Regions from separate parts of the Homo sapiens genome. Here region 2 is linked to region 1. A link is an interaction called in ENCODE POLR2A ChIA-PET data of the cell type or tissue named here. Cell type or tissue: endothelial cell of umbilical vein. All regions are shown on one strand. Links, peaks and the distances in the headings refer to the core of each region. The heading gives the core; the rest is flanking DNA.

Region 1 (10,953 bases), core at 2,929-6,928:
ATCACTCTCTTCTTTCCTTTATCACTCTCTTCTTTCCTTTCTTTCTTGTCTCGTTGTGCTGCCCAGGCTGGAGTGTAGTGGTGCAATTATGGCCCACTGCAGCTCACCCTCTTGGGCTCAAATGACCCTCCCATCTTAGCCTCCTGAGTAGTTGGGACTACAGGTGCACACCACCATGCCTGACTAATTTTCTTTTCTTTTTTTTTTTTTTTTTTTGTAGAGACAGAGTCTCACAATGTTGCCCAGCTGGTCTCAAACTTTGGGCTCCAGTGATCTGCCTGCCTCAGCCACCCACGGTGCTGGGATTACAGGCGTGAGCCACCATGCCTGATGAGAATCCTTACTGTTAACCACTTTTCTATATGCTATGTGCCTCTCAATGATGGAATGTCCACTAGACAGTTGAATATACAGGTCTGGCACCACAAAAAGAGAACTAGATTGTGGATATGGATTTTGGGAGTTATCAGCACAACAGTGGTTGTAGAAGCCATGGGTGTCACCCAGAGAAAGTTCATAATACAAAAAGGCAGATGGATGCCATAAAGACTGCCATTTCTCAATATTGTTTCCTGACAGATACTGCTAATAGATCAGTGGCTGGCCTCAGTAAAGTAGATGGAGGAAGGCCTAGTGGGATAGGAAGAAAAACCTGGAAAGAATGGTGCCCTTGAAGCCCCAAAGGGGAGTGATTATGAAGGGGAGAGAGCTCAATAGTATCAGATTGTTGCTTTTTCCATTACTTGCTTTGAGAGCTTAGTAGAAAAGTGTTATATTTGGCAGTCAGTGTTCATTAATGATCTCAGTAAGATATCCATAGGGCAGTGGAGGGCAGCAAGCAGTGATTATATTGAGCCATAATCCAAGGTTGTGGTTTTCAAGGCAGGTGTAATCCATTGAGGCAAGAAAGTGATTGAAGGACTTTAGGATCTAATTTGAAATGGGAAGGACATAAGTGAAAAGGTGGAAGATAACTTGCAGGGAAGGAACCAAACCAGGGGGCAGCTTTTCCTTTTGCTTGTAGACAGCTATGTTGGGACATCACAGCCAGCACTCAGAGCTCTGGGATCTGCCCACTGCCACGGACACTGCTGCTGATTAGCACACTCAGGGCCACCCTACAGCAAGGCAGCCCAAAAGGATGGAGCCTTAAAAGGATGGGATCTTTGGCTGTACACGTAAAAAACTGGGGGGAGTATCTGCAAGGTGAAATTTCTTTAGATCGGGGTTTCTCAATTTCAGGACTGTTGACATTTTGGGGCCGGATAATTTTTTTTTTTTTTTTTTTTTGAGACAGAGTCTCGCTCTGTCAGTGCAGTGGCGCAATCTTGGCTCACTGCAAGCTCCGCCTCCCGGGTTCACACCATTCTCCTGCCTCAGCCTCCCGAGTAGCTAGGACTACAGGCGCCTGCCACCACGCCCGGCTAATGTTTTGTATTTTTAGTAGAGATGGGGTTTCACTGTGTTAGCCAGGATGGTCTCGATCTCCTGACCTCGTGATCCACCTGCCTCAGCCTCCCAAAGTGCTGGGATTACAGGTATGAGCCACCGCGCCTGGCCTGGGGATGGATAATTCTTTGTGTTTGGGGCTGAAGGCTAGACCAGAGTGCATCATTGGATGTGTAGCAGCATCCTTGGCCTCTACCCTCTAAATGCTAGTAGCACCCCCAGCCCTGCAGTTGTGACAATCAAAAATGTTTCTGGCTGGGTGCAGTGGCTCATACCTGTAATCCCAGCACTCTGGGAGACCGAGGCTGGCAGATCACCTGAGGTCAGGAGTTCGAGACCAGCCTGGCCAACATAGCAAAACCCCGTCTCTACTACAAGCACTAGCCAGGCGTGGTGGCAGGTACCTATAATCCCAGCTACTTGGGAGGCTGAGGCAGGAGAATTGCTTGAACCTGGGAGGTGGAGGTTGCCGTGAGCTGAGATCACACCACTGCACCCCAGCCTGGACATTGCCAGATGTCTCCCAGTGAACAAAATCACTTGAATTGAGAACCATGGGTCTGGATTCTGCTGGTTTTCTTCTTCTAGTTCTCTGTTATGGATTTCTTTTTTTGTTTTTTGTTTTTTCCATATCTTTTGTTGTTGTTGTTGTTTATAGTTTTTTTTTCATATCTCTTTTTTTTTTTCTCTGTTGTAGATTTCTTTTACCTTCATTAGTTCCTCCAGGCATTTCAGCTCTGTTGATTTGGAGAGTTCAGGTTATTTCAGCGTTGTACCATTTTTACAAATTTTTTTTTTCAGTGTGGAAATAAACCATCAATAGAGGTGCAACAAAGTGGTATATTTTTCTATAATGCCCAATTTAATGCCTAGAACATTAAATGTTTAGTGGTTATACACTCTTGTATCATGTATCTTCTTTAATTACAGCTATTTGTGTCTAACTTGGACTCTGAGGACTAGGACTCTTTTTTTTTAAGAGACAGGGTCTTGCTCTGTTGCCCAGGCTGGAGTGCAGGGGCACCTTTTTAGCTCACTATAGCCTTGGACTCCTGGGCCTAAGCAGTCCTCCTGCCTCAGCCTCCCAAGTAGCCGGGAGGCACGTGCCACCACACCCAACTAATTTTTAAATTTTTGGTAGAGATGGAGTCTCACTATATTGGCCGGGCTGGTCTTGAACTCCTGGTCTCAAGTGATCCTCCTACTCAGCCTTCTAACGTGCTGGGATTATAGGTGTGAGCCACCATGCCCGTCCATGGGACTTTCTTAATCTTCTTTTCATAACTAACATGTTGCAGTATACCTAACACATAGTAGACGCTTAGTAAATGTTTGTAGAGATAAGTCAATTATGTTAGATAATTGATGAAGTGGATTAAACCTGGAATTTTTCAGAATATTTCAGTCATCAGGCCTTACAAAGAAGCCAGTTGTCCCTTAGTTGTCAAAATATGGTTTGTGCAGAGAAAAGCATTTCATTCCAAATCATTTCCATGCACACAGATCACAAGTATCCTTTGGGAGAAGGGGAAATGGAGCAGAGTGGCATGCTGTCTTTGAAAGATAACACAGATCCTTTTGGCTCTTCCCAGCATTCAGGCTGATTGTAGGTAGAGTGATGCTGAAACTGTAATTGAAGCTGAAAAATAGGGTAAGTGTAAGAGATTCAGCTACAAATCTCACATGTGAATGTTTTCTAGGCTGGTAATAAAATAATAAGCCTGATTGTGGCATTTAGAGCATGGATGTGACCTAAACCTCTGGACCAAATGTGATACTTACAAAATTGATTAATTTCTAAGTTTGTTTAGATATTTATGCCTGGTACAAATGTGAAAAATGTTGTGTTTTTGCTTCTTAACTGTGCAGTATGATTTTATTTGATAAATAAAGGATACCCATAAAAACACATAATTAATAACTGTACAGCTCAATACAATAATAAAAAGTTAAAATATCTGTGTAACCACAACTCAACTGAATTTCAATTCAAGAAACGGAATATCACAAGAAATAGAACATTACCAGCTCTTAATAATTTTGAAAATTTTATTTCATTGCTGCTATTCACTAGTTTCTTATTGTGCCTAAAAGCTATCATCCAAGTCTTTTTTTTTTTTTTTTTAAATTGTGATATAACATTGACCATTAACCATTTCGGTGGCCATTTTAGCCATTTCAGTATTTCAGTGGCATTAAGTACAATAGCATTGTTCTGCAACCATTACTACCTTCCATCTCAATAGGTTTTTATTTTCTTAAAATGAAACTCTGTACCAGTTAAACAATAAATCCCTATTTTCCCCTCTCCCCAGCTCCTCGTAACTAATATTCTACTTTGTGTCTCTATGAATTTGACTACTCTAGGTACTTCATATACATGAGATCGTACAGTGTTTGTCCTTTTGTGATTGGCTTATTTAACTTAGCATAGTATGTTCAAGGTTATCCATGTTGTAGGATGTGTGATAATTTCATGCCTTTCTTTTTTTCTTTTTCTTTTTTTTTTTTTTTTGAGACAGAGCCTTGCTCTCTTGCCCAGGCTGGAGCGCAGTGGTGCGATCTCAGCTCACTGCAACCTCTGCCTCCTAGGTTCAAGCAATTCTTCTGTCTCAGCCTCCTGAGTAGCTGGGATTACAGGTGCCTGCTACCACGCCTGGCTAATTTTTATATTTTTAGTAGAGATAGGGTTTCACCATATTGGTCAGGCTGGTCTCGAACTCCTGACCTCAGGTGATCCATCCACCTCAGTCTCCCAAAGTGCTGGGATTATAGGCACGACCCACCGCCCGGCCAACTTCCTGCCTTTCTTAAGGCTGAATAATACTCATTTGTATGCGTAGACCACATTTTGTTTGTCTGTTTATCTGTGGATGGATACTTGAATTACTTCATCTTTTGGCTATTGTGAATAATGCTGCTGTGAACATGGATGTGTAAATATCTGTTTAACACCCTGCTTTCAATTCTTTTGGGTATGTACCTGAAGTGGAATTGCTAAGTTGTATGTTAATTCTGTTTTATTTTTTGAGGAACTGCCATATTGTTTTTCTTCCAGTTTTTGTTGTTGTTGTTGTTTTTAAGTTCTAGAGATCGGGTCTCGTTATGTTGCCTAGGTTGATTTTGAACTCCTGGGTCTGCCTCAGTCTTCCAAAATGTTGGGATTACAGGCATGAGCCACCTTGCCCTTCCCGAAACTGCCATATTGTTTTCCGTAATAGCTGCATCATCTTACATGCCCCTCATCAATGCACAAGGGTTCCAGTTTCTCTACATCCTTGCCAACATTTGCTATTATCTGTTTCTTTTTTCTTTTTCTAATAGCCATTATAATGAGTGTGAAGTACATCCATGTCTTTTTTGAGACAGAGTCTTGCTCCGTCGCCCAGGCTAGAGTGCAGTGGCACCATCTCAGCTCACTGCAACTTCTGCCGTCCGGGTTCAAGCGATTCTCCTGCCTCAGCCCCTGAGTAGCTGAGATTACAGGCGTGCGCCACCACGCCTGGCTGATTTTTGTATTTTTAATAGAGACGGGGTTTCACCATGTTGGTCAGGCTGGTCTTGAACTCCTGATCTCATGATCTGCCTGCCTCGGCCTCCCAGAGTGCTGGAATTACAGATGTGAGCCACTGCACGCGGCTTTTTTAAAATAAACTTTTTGTCATGGAAATTTCCCAACATATAAAGAAAGAAGGGCAAATAATGAAATGAACTACCCATATATCCATCACCTAGAGTCGATAATTATGAACACTTGGCCAATCTTGTTTCACTTAGAGTTTGTCTCTCCTTTCCCTATTGTTGCAATGCAGGTCACAGTCATATACTTTCATTTATTGTACTTTAATGTACTGTGGTACAGGTTGAGTATCCATTATGCAAAATGCTTGGGACCAGAAGTGTTTTGGTTTCCTAGTTTTTTCTGATTTTGTAATATTTGCATTATATTTACCAATTGAGCATCCCAAATCTGAAAATCTAAAATCCAAAATACTCCAGTGAGCGTTTCCTCCGAGTTGTGTGTTTGGTGCTCAGAAGTTTTCAGTTTTAGATTTAGTTAACGACTATAAAACATACCCATAAAACCATATTATATGTAAATCAGATGTCTAGTCTGTATCACCCACATCTTTATGACCCATTTCTTTTAATCTGAATGTGTAAGAGGCAAAGAGTTAACAGACTACCCAAAGATGACAATTTATATTAGTAACCAAGATTTAGTACTTTTATGAGTTACAGTTTTTGTTAACTATGAGTAAGAGCTCTGCTTTCTTTAAACCATTAATACTCTTTTCTTCTTCCTGATATTTGGTGGCATTTGTATTATCTATCATAAGCAGTACCATAGGCCACTTCCTTTAGTAAATAAGGTGAGCTAGCTCTGGGTTACCTTCTGTTTGAATTATATTTATGTGTCCGTTTGTTTAAGCTCACCATTTTAAGGGCCTCTAGAAGATACACCTAAAGGCAGATTACAGGAAGAAATTTTATCTAGCCTTCTAGGGTTTCTGATAGAAGGTGCTGGTAGAGATATTTACATTTTGTCCTTGTTGGAGGTGTGGGTAATTGTACATTTGCAGCTATGCATTTGACACTGATTAACATTAATCTCAGTGTAAAAATTTAGAATCCTTTTTACTGTAACATACTTAACAGGATTTAGAAATCCTCTACTAGCAAAATCAAGTTGTTGCTATGTGAGCTCTTTAAAATGGGATCATTTGGAATTCTAAGCTACAGCAGAGCCAACCAAGGGCTGTGAGAAAAAGAGAGAGAGAGAGGAATAAACAGTTATTATTAACTCTTTTCCTCCCTTTAGTTTTCTTTTCTTTCTTTCTTTCTTTTTTTTTTTTGAGACAAAGTCTGGCTCTATTGCCCAGGCTGGAGTGCAGTGGTATGATCTCGGCTCGCTGCAGCCTCCGCCTTCCAGGCACAAGGATCCTCCCACCTCAGCCTCCCCAGTAGCGGAACTACAGGTGTGTGTCACCACACCTGGCTAATTTTTCATTTTTTATAGAGCCGCAGTTTAGCCATGTCTCCCAGGCTGGTCTTGAACTCATGAGCTCAAGTGATCCACCCACCTCAGCCTCCCAAAGTGCTAGGATTACAGGTGTGAGTCTCCGCACCTGGCCTCTTTCGTTTTTTTTTTTTTTTTTTTTTTTTTTTTTTTTTTTTGAGACGGAGTCGAGTCTCACTCTGTTGCCCAGGCTGGAACGCAATGGCGTGATCTTGGCTCACTGCAACCTCTGCCTCCTGGGTTCAAGCGATTCTCCTGCCTCAGCCTCCTGAGTATAGCTAGGATTATAGGCACACGCCACGACACCCAGCTAATTTTTTGTGTATTTTTAGTAGAGATGGGGTTTCATCATGTTGGTCAGGCTGGTCTCGAACTCCTGACATCGTGATCCGCCTGCCTTGGCCTTTCAAAGTGCTGGGATTACCGGCATGAACCACTGCGTCCGGCCTCCCCTTTAGTTTTCTTAATGTGCATAGAAGACACCAGTGTATAATAACCATATGACCTTGTATAACATTAGAAGGAAGTCTTGTTCAAGATACACAGAAAAGAATACTCTATGATTTATGATTCCATTAATTTTCAGGTATGAGAATGTGAGTCTGCTGTCAGGCACAAATTAAATGAGTTAAAAAGGCAGAGTTGATGCTTTCCTTATGGCTCTTATTTACATTATTTTTTATTTATATGCTGTTTTACTGTTTACCGATTTTATTTCATTGAAGATAGCTTATATCCTTGCTTGGTAAATGACCTCAGTCACTAAGAGCATAGAGCCTTCTGAGTATTAAACAGTAACACTAAAATTATTTCCCTTTCTCCTTTAGTTATTGTGATAGTAGTAGTGATAATGATAGCAATTAGGTAATAGTGACCCTCAATGTGGCCCTTAAAATGTGCCAGGCAAAAACTAAGTGCTTTTTAGTAGTAACTCATTTAATCCCCACAACAACCCTATGAGGTAGATATTATTATTTTCATTTTACTGATGAGAGATTGAGGCCCAGAGAGGTTAGTAACTGACTTCTTCAACTACGAATAACTAGTAAGTGGTAGAGCTAGGAAATGAGCTGAGGCAGCCTGGCGCCAGGGTCTTTCCTCCTAACCATTACACTGTACTGTACTTATTTGACACCCGTGTAAGTAAAGGGAAACGTGAGATAAAAATGCTTTTAACATCTTTGTGGGCTCTACGGAACTTATTATTTGTTCATTCAGTGCTCCCTGTAGAATCAGTGATTACAGAGAACATTTAATCTCAAAGTATTCATCCCTATTTTCAAACTGGTATTTTCAGATCTGTTCTTGGAGACCTTGCATTTAGAAAAAGTACACTTGAACTTTTTAGTCGAATTGGCAGATCAAGAGCTCACAGACAGGATATTGCCTTTGAGTATTTAGATTGTCCTTGCTGACCCCTGAAGCAGTAATTTTGATAGATCACAATGTTTCCACTAGAGTACAGCAGTATTAGGGGTTCTGACTTCAAAGTGTGTATGTGTATGTTTTATATGTATTTTTGTAGACTCCTTCTCCACAAATGGAACCAATCTTACACAAATTCTGAAAACCTTTTAGAGCTATTTAAATCCAAGAAATACCTAAGCATTTTGAAGTAGAACTATGAGCAATGAATGCAAATGTTACCTTTCTGGAGTCTTGTGATAAGTAAAACAACCTGCCCAATTTTCAGTGCTTTAAAGTTCTGGCCATGCAGAATTCGTTTTTACTAATTCTGGGCATGTATTTACATATCCTTCTTACCTTTAAATCTGAGCTAATAGCTACTATTTGATAAGAAAACCAATGCTGTATTTTCTTCTTTCTTTGTTTTGGGTTTCGTGGATCTGGCTGTGCTGTTTGTTAGAATACATCTACCCTGGTGCTTTGGGTCAGTGAAGTGTTTGGCAGGAGGGAGAAATAGATCAAAATTTCTATTCATTAAGTATGCATCTTTTATGGAGGTGGTTGACTTTCTCATGTTAATTTTCTTTCCCCTAGGTCTATGAAGGCCTAGACATCATCACCAACAAGGTTTCTGCCCAAGAGCAGAGAATCTGCCGGCACCACATGATCAGCTTTGTGGATCCTCTTGTGACCAATTACACAGTGGTGGACTTCAGAAATAGAGCAACTGCTCTGATATCCTTAGGAAAGGCAGCAGCTGGGTTTGGTGGGTGAAAGCAGCCCAAGCCAAGAGAGAAGTTTTCTTTCTAGTGGCAATTTCTTCTCAGAAGGGGCACCCAAGGCCTAAATACTGATGGATGCCATCCCCATCAGACTATGGACTGAAAGATACAGTGTCTTTGTCACCCAAATTCTTGTCCTTAGACTGTGGCATCATCATTCTCTGGGAACTTGTTAGAAATGCTGATTCTTGGGCCCCACTCCAGACCTACTGAATTAGAATCTGCATTATAACGGGAGTCCCCAGTGATTTATATACACATTAAAATTTGAGAAGCACTGTTTTAGTGATAAGAACACCAATTTAAGAATCAGAAAATTTGTGTTACAGTCCTAGAACTGCCTTTTTTACCATGTGAATTTTACTGGGTAAAGCATTTCCTTAACCCCACTGAGCTTCGGTTTTCTATCCTTTAAATGGAGATACGAAGTTAATCTATAAATATAATGGAGTTATAGTTAGAATTTCAAAGGGGTTGTTAGATGGGAGAGGACTGGAAAATATAGTTCTGGGTAAAACCAAGAAATTTTTGCAAAAAGAATAATATAAGGGGGATTGCCCTTATGTCTTAACATGCAGACTGCCTTTAGTATCTGGATTGCTATATATTAAAAGATTGAAAAGTCATAATAATTATAATAGCATGGAACTTATTTAGTACTAGATATATTTGTGGCACAGAATAGAAAACCCAGATATAGATTCAAATGGAGGTACGTGAATTTTTTTTTTTTTTTTTTTTTCTCCTAGAGACAGTCTCACTCTGTTGCCTAGGTTGGAGTGCAGTGGCACCGTCATGGCTCATTGCCACCTTGACCTCCTGGGCTCAGGTGATCCTCCCACCTCAGCGTCCTAAATATCTGGGACTACAGGTGCTTACCACCACACCCAGCTGATTATTTTCATTTTATTATTATTATTTTTTGAGACGGAGTCTTGCTCTGTCACCCAGGCTAGAGTGCAATAGCGCGATCTTGGCTCACTGCAATCTCCGCCTCCCAGGTTTAAGTGATTCCCCTGCCTCATCCTCCTGAGTAGCTGGGACTACAGGCACATGCCACCACACCTGGCTAATTTTTTGTATCTTTGGTAGAGACGGGGTTTCACCATGTTGGCCAGGCTGGTCTCGAACTCCTGACCTCGTGATCCACCTGCCTCGGCCTTCCAAAGTGCTGGGATAACAGGCATGAGCCACCATGCCCGGCTATTTTATTTTTTGTAGAGATGGATTTTGCTATGTTGACAAGCTGGTCTTGAACCCCTGGGCTCAAGTGGTCCTACTGCCTCGGCCTCCCAAAGTGCTGGAATTACAAGTGTGAGCCACCACGCCTGGCCCCAATCAGCCTTCTTGATTCGACAGGTGAAGGTACTAGATACTGAGGCCCAAAGAGTAGAAGGGTGTTTGCTCAATATCACAGTCATTTCATGGCTTGCACAAATAAGTTAAACCTTTTCCCGTGAAGTATGTCCTATCCCATCTTCTTTCCTCTTTCCACTCTCTCCTCTTCTGGAATCTTAACATTTTTCCCTTCCCCTTTTCATTTCTTTGCTCACTTTCCCTTTGTTAATCATACTACAGGTTGAACATCTGAAAATCTAAAATCCAAAATACTCCAAAATCTGAAACTTTTGGAGTGCTGAGATGATGCTCAAAGGAAATGCTCATTGGAGCATTTCAGTTTTCAGATTTTCAGGTTTGGGATGCTCAACCAGTAAGTATAATGCAAATAATTCAAAATCTGAAACATTTCCTTGGTCCCAAGTATTTTGGATAAGGGATATTTAACTTGTGTATAATTGACATTTTATCTTACTGTGGAAATTGTATGCTCCCTATACTTAATTTAAAGGGGGAAATAGAGAATTTGTTTTCTCTTTTTAAAGCAAACAGTGTTTTTTCTTTATGATCCTTGATTGGTAACATCTTTCTTCCCACCCTGCCTTAGCCGCTTAAGGGTTAGTGGGATTCTAGTAGAAAAGAGGTGGTCTGTCTCTATGCCTGCAGATTGGCTGGCAAGGAGAAATGTGTAAATGATTATTTACCTGGATATTGAAAGTCTTTTAAAAAAAGTTATTTTCGGCCAGGCACGATGGCTATCGCCTGTAACCTCAGCACTTTGGGATGCTGCAGTGGATGGATTGCTTGAGCTCAGGAGTTCAAGATCAGCCTGGGCAAGTAACATCGTGAAACCTTACCTCTACAAAAAATACAAAAATTAGCCAGATGTGGTGGCATGTGCTTGTAGTCCCAGCTACTTGGTGGCGGGAGCTGAGGTGGGAGGATGACTCGAGCCCT
Region 2 (10,953 bases), core at 4,236-8,235, 800 kb after region 1:
TTGACCAGGCTGGTCGCAAACTCCTGACCTCAGGCAATTGGCCTGCCTCGGCCTCCCAAAGTGCTGGGACTACAGGTGTGAGCCGCCGCGCCTGGCAACATCCAGATTTGACTTCTATCCGTACCTACAGCTCTCATCTCTCTCCTCCCAGCTCCAGACTCATATTCAACTGCCTCCTTCCCCACCTGCTTGTCTAATAGGCATCTCAAAGTCTAAATGTCCCACACACTTTTGATATCTGGCTTCTAACACCCACAACACCCACAGAACTGTTCTCCCAGTTTTTGCCATCTCAGAAAATGGCTTGACCACCTACCCAGTTACTCAAGTACAAGATTTAGAAGTCTTTTTTTTTTTCTTTTTTTGAGATGGAGTTTTGCTCTTGTTGCCCAAGCTGGAGTGCAATGGCGCAACCTCGGCTCACTACAACCTCCACCCCCTGGGTTCAAGCGATTCTCCTGTCTCAGCCTCCCGAGTAGCTGGGATTACAGGTGCTTGCCACCATGCCCAGCTAATTTTTGTATTTTTACTAGAGATGAGGTTTCATCATATTGGTCAGGCTGGTCTCAAACTTCTGACCTCAGGTGATCCACCTGCTTCAGCCTCCCAAAGTGCTGGGATTACATGCGTGAGCCACCGCACCCAGCCAGAAGTCATTCTTGATTTTTCTTTCTCTCATTCCTCTTATCCCTATCGGCCAGTTCTGACAAACTGCCTCCATAATGTATCCTGAATTCACCCATTTCTTCTATCTTGCTGTCACCATCTTGGTCCAAGCACTGCCATCAATCACCTGGACAACTGCACCAGCCTTCTGAATGGCCTATTTCCATTCTTTCTCCCTCCCCCATTTCAATCCATACTGCAGCCAAGAGTGAATTCTTTAAAACATAGATCAGTGGCTGGGTGCGGTGGCTCACACTTGTAATCCCAGCATTTTGGGAGACTGAGGCGGGCGGATTACCTAAGGTAGGGCCGGGCGCCGTGGCTCATGCCTGTAATCCCAGCACTTTGGGAGGCTGAGGCAGGCGGATCACCTAAGGCCAGGAGTTCGCAACCAGCCTGACCAACATGAAGAAACCCCACCTCTACTAAAAATACAAAATTAGCTGGGAGTGGTGATGCATGCCCATAATCCCAGCTACTTGGAAGGCAGAGGCAGGAGAATCACTTGAACCCAGGAGGCAGAGGTTGCGGTGAGCCGAGATCAAGCCATTGCACTCCAGCCTGGGCAACAAGAGGGAAACTCCATCTCAAAAAAAAAAAAAAAAAAAAACCATAAACCATGTCACCTACACAGTTCCAATATGCACTTACACTAAAATATACACTCTTTTCAATGGACCATAATGTTCAAATGATCTGACTCGTGCTCCAGGACCCCCTTGCTCACTGGATTCTAGCAAATCAAACCTTCTTTCTGTTCCTCTAATAAGTGAATTTCCGTCCCACTTTGGGACTCTGCAAAGCTGTTCTGGCTGCTTGGAATTCCCTAAAATCATTGCATGATTGGTGCCATTTTCATCACCTAAAATTCATCTTAGAAGTCACCTTCTCAAAGAGGCCCTTTTTGACCTCCCATCCAAAGTAGCCCCCTCCTTTAAGCCTTGCTTTATTTTCTTCATAACTTTGATCACTTTGTCATCATGTAGCTCATTTGTTTACCTGTTTGTTTTCTGTCTAATGCAGTTATTAATAAGTGTTAGGAAGAAGAATAAAATAGAAAAACATGACACTGGGAGTTACTATTTTATTTTATTTTTTGAGACAGGGTCTCACTCTGTTGCCCAGGCTGGAATACAGTGATGCAATCATGACACACCACAGCCTCGACCTCCCAGGCCCAAGTGATCCTCCCACCTCCCAAGGAGTTGGGACCATGGACATGTGCCACTACACTTGGCTAATTTTTTTATTTTTGTAGAGATGGGGTCTCCCTATGTTGCCCAAACTGGTCTTGAACTCCTGGGCTCAAGCGATGCTCCTGTCTTGGCCTCTCAAAGTGCTGGGATTACAGGCATTAGCCACTGCCCTCAACCAGAGCTACTATTTTATTTATTTATTTATTTATTTATTTATTTATTTATTTATTTATTTTGACATGGAGTCTCTCTCTGTCATCCAGACTGGAGTGCAGTGGAGCAATCTCGGCTCACTGCAACCTCCGTCTCCTGGGTTCAAGCGATTCTCCTGCCTCAGTCTCCCGAGTAGCTGGGATTACAGACACCCGCTACCACACCCAGCTAATTTTTGTATTTTCAGTAGAGACGGGGTTTTGTCATGTTGGCCACGCTGCTTTCAAACCCCTGACTTCAAGTGATCCACCCACCTTGACCTCCCAAAGTGCTAGGATTACAGGCATGAGCCACTGTCCCCGGCCCACATGTGTAATTTAAAATTTTCTAAAATTCACATTTAAAAAAGTAAAAGAGGCCAGGCACGGTGGCTCACGCCTGTAATCCCAGCACTTTGGGAGGCCAAGGCGGGTGGATCACGCGGTCAGGAGATTGAAACCATCCTGGCTAACATGGTGAAACCCCGTCTCTACTAAAAATACAAAAAATTAGCCGGGCATGGTGGCGGGTGCCTGTAGTCCCAGCTGCTCGGGAGGCTGAGGCAGCAGAGTGGCGTGAACCTGGGAGGCGGAGCTTGCAGTGAGCCGAGATCGCGCCACTGCACTCCAGCCTGGGTGACAGGGTGAGACTCTGTCTCAAGAAAAAAAAAAAAGAAAAAAGTAAAAGAGTTCAGCTCCTAAACTAGGAGTATATGTATAAAAAAGGAAAGATCAGTGGCTGCCAAGGAATGAGGGGAAAGAGGAATGAACAGGCAGAGCACAGACGATTTTCAGGGCAATGAAATTACACTGTATGATAGCATCATGGTGAATAGATATCGTTATGCATTTGCCAAAACCCATAGAATGCTTGACACTAAGAGGGAACCTTAACATTAACTATGAAGTTTGGATGGAAATGATCTGTCATTGACGGTAACAAATGTACCACTGTAGTGTGGGATGCTGACAGTAGGAAGCTTGGGTGTTTATGAGGGCAGGATATGTATAAGAACTCTCAGCATATTCAGTCCTCACAACAACCCTATGTGTCCAACATATCCAAGATATTATCATCTCAAAATGTAACCAATATTTTAAAAATTTAAATAGTTTTGGCTGGGCACAGTGGCTCACGCCTGTAATCCCAGCACTTTGGGAGTCTGAGGAGGGCGGATCATGAGGTCAGGAGACGGAGACCATGCTGGCTAATGGTGAAACCCCATCTCTACTAAAAATACAAAAAATTAGCTGGGCGTGGTGGTGGGCACCTGTAGTCCCAGCTACTCGGGGGGCTGAGGCAGGAGAATGGCATGGACCCCGGAGGCGGAGCTGGCAGTGAGCCGAGATCAAGCCACTGCACTCCCGCCTGGGCGACAGAGCGAGACTCTGTCTCAAAAAAAAAAAAAAAAATTAAGTACTTTTTCATGAACAAAATTCTCAAAATCTGGTGTGCATTTTGGACAGCTGTAGTGGCTCACACCTGTAATCCCAGCACTTTGGGAGGCCGAGGAGGGCGGATCGCTTGAGGTCAGGAGTTCCAGGCCAGCCTGGCCAACATGGTGAAACCCCATCTCTACTATAAATACAAAAATTACGCCAGGCTCAGTGGCTTATGCCTGTAATCCCAGCACTTTGGGAGGCTGAGGCGGATGGATTACAAGGTCAGGAGTTTGAGACCAGCCTGCCCAATATGGTGAAACCCCATCTCTACTAAAAATACAAAAATTAGCTGGGCGTGATAGGGGGCGCCTGTAATCACAGTTACTCAGGAGGCTGAGGCAGGAGAATCACTTGAACCCAAGAGGCAGAGGTTGCAGTGAGCCAAGATCACGCCACTGCACTCCAGCCTGGGTGACAGAGCAAGAGTCTGTCTCAAAAAAAAATAAGAATAAAAATAAATAAATAAATAAATTCAAAAATTAGCTGGGCTTGGTGGCGCATGCCTGTAATCCCAGCTACTTGGGACGCTGAGGCTCGAGAATCTCTGGAACCCAGGAGGCAGAGGTTGCAGTGAGCCGAGACCTCACCACTGCACTCCCGCCTGGACGCCAGAGTGAGACCCTGTCTCAAAACAAACAAACAATGCTGCAACAAATCTTCTAAATGCGCTTTTTTGTTGTTGTTGTTTTGTTTTTTTACAAAGATTTCTTTTAGCTTTTTTTTCTCTACATGCATTTGCTATTATTTCTTTAGGTTCTATTTCTAGAAGTGGTCTTTGGCTACTTTAAATAGTAAATTTATCTAATGCTAAGTAGGTTGTTCTGGGGTGGGAAAGGCTCCCATTTAAGTATTTTATAATACCTACTGTCTTCAGCATGCAAAACAATCTCTTCTTAAATTTGAAAGTTCTCCTTCATTTAATAAATAGCAATGTATTCCCCTGAACGTACAGCATTACAATTCAACAGTGGCAAAGATTTTTGACTGGCTGCTGGGTTCAGTGAACTGTAAGGACTGAGAGTGTTAGAACGACACATAAAAGTGCAAACTCTCCAGCTCACAGTCTAACAGGGAAACAAGATAGGAACATAAACAATAATCCACATTATACAAAGAGAATTGCCCCTGGTCCAGACTTCTTACTCTGATGTCCTGGAGCACTTACTCTCTAGGATGGCAAGAATATAACCTAAGATTGGCTGGTTTTACATGTTTACTCTTTGGATCACAAAATGAGGAAACGGCTCCAGGTATGTTAGCAAGAGACAGTATAAATTATTCCATGGCTGGAGGCCAGAGTCTATTTCCTCTCCAAAAGCCCGCTGTGTACCTTCATTTAGTAAACATTTACCTGCTTCTATTCTATATCACATGTTGGGGAGGTGATGGAATCCTTGCATCGAAGTGCTCAGTAATATATATTGATTGATAAGGTATCAGGTAGCAAAAGGTACAATATTCTAGTGTTTGCCCTAGAAAACCTCGGCTGAAATTGATACATTTTGTTTGCTCCTCTTACTTTTGTTGTTGTTTTTATTTTAACTAAATTTTTTTTTTTTTTGAGACGGAGTATTGCTCTGTCGGCCAGGCTAGGGTGCAGTGGAGCGATCTTGGCTCACTGCAACCTCCGCCTTCTGGGTTCAGGCGATTCTCCTGCCTCAGCCTCCCAAGTAGCTGGGATTACAGGTGCCCCACCGTGCCTGGCTAATTTTTGTATAAAAAATTTTTTTTTACTGAGGTGTAATTTACATGCAAGAACATGCACCCACATTAACGGTCTAGTTGGATGAGTTTTGAGAGTTGTATTTACCCATGAAACATAGAACATATTCATCATCCCAAAAAGTTCCTTCTTTTTTTTTTTTCCTTTCAAGATAGAGTCTTGCTCTGTTCTCCAGGCTGGAGTGCAGTGGCATGATCTGGGCTCACTGCAACCTCCGCCTCCCGGGTTCAAGCAATTCTCCTGCCTCAGCCTCCTGAGTAGCTGGGATTACAGGCATGCGCCACCACCACACACGGCTAATTTTTGTATTTTTTTTTTTTTTTTTTTGAGACAGAGTCTCACTCTGTCACCAGGCTGGAGTGTAATGGCGCAATCTCGGCTTACTGCAACTTCTGACTTCCTGGTTTAAGCAATTCTCCTGCCTCAGCCTCCTGACTAGCTGGGATTACAGGCACACGCCACCACGCACAGCTAATTTTTTTGTATTTTTAGTAGAGACAGGGTTTCACCATGTTGGCCAGGATGGTCTCGGTCTCCTGACCTCGTGATCCGCCTGCCTTGGCCTCCCAAAGTGTTGGGATTACAGGTGTGAGCCACGGCACCCTGCCGAGTTTTTGTATTCTTAGTAGAGACGGGGTTTCACCACGTTGGCCAGGCTGGTCTCGAACTCTTGACCTCATGATCTGCCTCCCTCGGCCTCCCAAAGTGCTGGGATTACAGGTGTGAGCCACTGTGGCCTTTTTTTTTTTTGTCTTTTAAAGGGGATGGAGTCTGACTCTGTTGCACAGGCTGGAGTGCAGTGGTGTGATCTTGGCTCACTGCAACCTCCACCTCCCAGGTTCAAGCAATTCTCCTGCTTCAGCCTCCTGAGTAGCTGGGACTACAGGCGCGCCCCACCATGCCCAGTTAATTTTTTGTTTTTCAGTACAGATGGGGTTTCACCATATTGGCCAGGCTGGTCTCAAACTCCTGACCTTGTGATCCACCCGCCTCAGCCTCCCAAAGTGCTGGGATTATAGGCGTGAGCCACGGTGCCCGGTCTTTTTTTTTTTTTTTTTAAATAGAAATGGGTTCTCACTTTATTGCCCAGGCTGGTCTTGAACTCCTGGACTCAAACGATCCTCCCACCTGAACCTCCCAAAGTGCTGGAATTACACGCATGAGCGACTGCACCCAGCTCCCTTATTCAAATTAACTTTTGACTTCTTATTTTGAAATAATTGTAAATGCACAGGAAGTGCAAAGATAGTGCAGAAAAGTTCCACATAGCCTTCACCCAGTTTCCTCCGATGGCTGCCTCTTCCATAATTACAACACAATATCAAAAGCAGGAAATGTACTCTGGTCTGATATGAATACATAGTTCTACGTCATTTTATCACGTTTATATTCCTGTAAGCACCACTGCAACCAAGATAAATATATCACCACAAAGATCTCCCTTCTTTGTGCAGGGAGATATTCCTTTATAGTTACACTGTCCCCCACCATCCCTAACACCTGGCAAGCACTATTTTCCATCTTTATAATTTTGTCTTTTTAAGAATGTTTCGTAAGTGGAACTATACAGTATGTGACCTTTTCAGATGGCTTTTCTCACTCAGCCCTTGAGATCCAGCTAAGTTGCTGCTGTATCAAGTTTGTTCCTTTTTATTACTAAGTAGGATCCCATGGTATATTTGTTTCCTAGAACTGCCATAACCAATCACAACAAACTCGGTCTGTGGCTTAAAGCAACGGACATTTATTCTCTGATAGTTCTGGAAGCCAGAAGTCTGAAACCCAGGTGTCAGCGGGGCCATGCTCCCCCTGAAGCCTCGAGGGGAGAATGCTTCCTTGCTAGGTTCTGTTTTGTTGGTTCCAGCCATTCCTTGGCTTGTAAGGGCATCGCTCCAATCACATGGTCTTCCCTATGTCTGTGCCTTCTCCTCTCCTGTCTCTTAAAAGGACACTTATTGGCTGAGTGACGTGGCTCACCTTTGTAATCCCAGCACTTTGGGAGGAAAAGGCGGGAGGATCATTTGAGCCCAGGAGTTTGAGAACAGTCTGGGCAACATAGTGAGACCTGTCCCTACAAAAAATTTTTTAAAAAATTAGTCAAATGTTGGCTGGGCATGGTGGCCCACGCCTGTAATCCCAGCACTTTGGGAGGCTGAGGGCAGCGAATAATTTCTGGCCAGGAGTTCAAGACCAGCATGGCCAACATGGCAAAACCCCGTCTCTACTAAAAATACAAAAATTAGCCGGGCATGGTGGGGAACACCTGTAATCCCAGCTACTCGGGAGGCTGAGGCATGAGAATTGCTTGAACCTGGGAGGCGGAGGTTGCAATGAGCCCAGATAGCACCACTGGACTCCAGCCTGGATGTCAGGGAGACTTTGTCTCAAAAAAAAAAAAAAATTCAGCCAGGTGTGGTGGCAGATGCCTGTGGTCCCAGCAACAAGAGGATTGATTGCTTGGGGAAAAAAAGACACTTGTCATTGGATTTAGGGCCCACCCAGATAATCTAGGTTGATATCATCTCGAGATCCTTAACTTAATCACAGCTGCAAAGACCCTATTTTTAATTTTTTTTTTTTCGAGATGGAGTTTTGCTCTTGTTGCACAGGCTGGAGTGCAATGGCGCGATCTCGGCTCATCACAACCTTTGCCTCCTGGGTTCAAGTGATTCTCCTGCCCAGCCTGAGTAGCTGGGATTACAGGCATGTGCCATAACACCGGGCTAATTTTGTATTTTTAGTGGAGACGGGGTTTCTCCAAGTTGGTCAGGCTGGTCTCGAACTCCCGACCTCAGGTGATCTGCCCACCTAGGCCTCCCAAAGTGCTGGGATTACAAGCGTGAGCCACCGCGCCCGGCTTCAAAGACGCTATTTTCGAACGTCACATTCATAGGTTCAGGAGTTAATATATGTACATGTCTTTTGGGGGGCTCCCATTTAACTCGATACATGTGATATGGATATATCATGGTTTATTTAGCCATTCATCTATTTGATGGTCATTTTGGTTGTTTCCAGGTTTTGGCTATTACAAATAAATGTGTTATGAAAAATCATGTACAGGCTTTCGTGTGAACATAAGTTTTCATTTATCTGGGATAAATGCCAAGTAGGAAAATTTCTGGGTCATATGGTAAGGGAATGTTTAGTGTTTAAAGCAAATAGTAGGGCCGGGCATGGTGATTCATGCCTGTAATCCCAGCACACTGGGAGGCCAAGGCAGGAGGATCATTTGAGCTCAGGAGTTCAAGACCAGCCTGGGCAACGTAATTAGGCCCTATGTGTACAAAAATTAAAAATTAAAAAATTAGCCAGACTTTGGGGTGCACACCTGTAGTCCCAGCTACTCGGTGGGGTGAGGTGGAAGGATTGCTGGAGCCCAGGAGTTGGAGGCTGCAGTAAGCTATGATGGCACCAGTGCACTCCAAGTTTTTGTCTCTTAAAAATAAATAAATGAAAATACAAAATTAGCTTACAGAGTGGCTATTCCATTTTACATTCCCAACAGTAATGTATGAAAGATTCAATTGTTGGCCGGGCATGGTGGCTCACGCCTGTAATACCAGCACTTTGGAAGGCTGAGGCGGGCAGATCACGAGGTCATGAGTTCGAGACCAGCCTGGCCAATATGGTGAAACCCATCTCTACTAAAAATACAAAAATTAGCCAAGTGTGGTGGCGCATGCCTGTAATCCCAGCTAGTTGGGAGGCTGAGGCAGGAGAATTGCTTCAACCCAGGAGGCGGAGGTTGCAGTGAGCCAAGATCGTGCCACTGCACTCCAGCCTGGGTGACAGAGCAAGACTCTATCTCAGAAAAAAAAAAAAAAAAAAAAAGATTCAATTGTCCACATCCTCTAGCATGTGGTATTCTGTTTTATTATTTTTTTTATTTTATTATTATTTTTTGAGACAGAGTCTCACTCTGTCACCCCGGCTGCAGTACAGTGTCATGATCTCGGCTCACTGCAGCCTCCACCTCCCAGGTTCAAGCAATTCTCCTATCTCAGCCTCCCAAGTAGCTGGTATTACAGGTGTGCACCACCATCATGCCAAGCTAATTTTTGTATTTTTAGTAGAGACAGGGTTTCACTATGTTGGCCAGACTGGTCTCCAACTCCTGGACTCAAGTGATCTGCCTGCCTCAGCCTCCCAAAGTGCTGGGATTACAGGCACGAGCCACCACGCCTGGCCCTATTTTTTTATTTTAGCTATTCTCACAAGTATGTAATGGTATCTCATCATGGTCTTAATTTTCCTAATGGATAGTTATGTTAACATTCTTTCACGTGTTTATTTGCCTTCTGTATATTCTCTTTGGGGAAATATCTTAAGTTTTTTTTTTTTTTGCACATTTTCTAATGGGATTATCTGGTGTTTTTCTTACTGTTGAGATTTGAGTGTTTTGTTTTGTTTTGTTTTGTTGTTTTTTTTTTGAGACAGAGTCTTGCTCTGCCACCCAGGCTGGACTGGAATGCAGTGGCTCTCGCTGCAAGCTCCGCCTCCCAGATTCATGTCATTCTCCCGCCTCAGCCTCCTGAGTAGCTGGGACCACAAGCACCTGCCACCACACCCAGCTAATTTTTTTGTATTTTTAGTAGAGATGGGGTTTCACCGTGTTAGCCAGGATGGTCTCAATCTCCTGACCTCGTGATCCGCCCGCCTCGGCCTCCCAAAATGCTGGGATTCCAGGCCTGAGCCACCACGCCCAACCTTTTTTTTTTTTTTTTTTTTTGAGACAGAGTCTAGCTCTGTAGCCCAGGCTGGAGTGCAGTGGTGCAATCTCGGCTCCCTGCAACCTCTGCCTCCTGGGTTCAGGTGATTCTCGTGCCTCAGCCTCTTGAATAGCTGGGATTACAGGCATGCACAACCGTGCCCAGCTAATTTTTGTATTTTTAGCAGAGATTGGGTTTTACCATATTGGCCAGGCTGGTCTCAAACTCCCGGCCTCAAGTGATCTGCCTGCCTTGGCCTCCCAATGTGCTGGTATTACAGGAGTGAGCCACAATGCCCGGCCTTGAGTGTTCTTTATATATATTCTAAATATAAGTCCTTTGTCAGATATATGGTTTGCAAATATTTTCTCTCACTTTGTAGTTTGTCTTTTCATCCTCTTAATGGGGTCTTTCACAGAGCAAAAGTTTGTAATTTTGATGAAGTCCAATTATGTATATATTTTTTCTTTTATGGTTCTTGCTTTTGGCATCATGTCTGAGAACTTTTCCCTGAGCCCTGGGGAAAGACTCCTAGGTCCTGATGATTTTCTTCTATCTTGTCTTCTAAACATCTTATAACTTTACAGTTTACATTTAAACCTGTTCCATTTTAAGTTAATTTTTGTATAAGGCATGAGGTTTAGGTTGGTTGCTTTTTTTTTTAATGGTCACTTTTACATTTTTATTTTACTTTTTTTTTTTTTCAGCAGCATTCATGCAACCTCTGCCTCCTGGGTTCAAATGATTCTTGTACCTCAGCCTCAAGAATAGCTGGGATTACAGTTGCATGCCACCATATCTGGCTAATTTTTTTGTATTTTTAGCAGAGATGGGGTATTGTCATGTTGGTCAGGCTGGTCTTGGACTCCTGGCCTCAAGTGATCCGCCTGTCTCAGCCTCCCAAAGTGCTAGGATTACAAGCATGAGCCGCTGCACCCAGCCTAGATCTCTGTATTCATCAGAACTAAGGCAATTAAAGGAATTGTCTTATTGTGGGGGCTGGCAAATCTGAATCTGCAGAA

What was found. ChIA-PET counts read pairs that join two places held together with the same protein. Peaks named below come from ENCODE experiments on the same cell type or tissue, not always from the same donor. Only the 100,000 strongest peaks of a DNase experiment are listed, where the experiment ranks them.
Region 2: POLR2A ChIA-PET joins it to region 1 with 5 read pairs; 2 of 35 experiments call an interaction of 5 or more read pairs at or near these places.

Annotation. Positions count from the first base shown.
Region 1 is chr1:39,854,935-39,865,887 of GRCh38, reverse strand. TRIT1 (tRNA isopentenyltransferase 1) reads left to right here. Exons shown (of 11, transcript NM_017646.6): 2 at 8,471-8,611. Among named protein-coding and RNA genes, the nearest start is that of MYCL-AS1, 23 kb to the left of the region's middle. In endothelial cell of umbilical vein, for the core only: no CTCF peak of the experiment used is centred there; no DNase peak of the experiment used is centred there.
Region 2 is chr1:39,059,545-39,070,497 of GRCh38, reverse strand. LOC124904088 (a long non-coding RNA gene) reads right to left here. Exons shown (of 3, transcript XR_007065970.1): 3 at 8,625-8,657. Among named protein-coding and RNA genes, the nearest start is that of NDUFS5, 39 kb to the right of the region's middle. RefSeq lists a silencer at 5,044-5,336. In endothelial cell of umbilical vein, for the core only: no CTCF peak of the experiment used is centred there; a DNase peak (open chromatin) is centred at 6,627.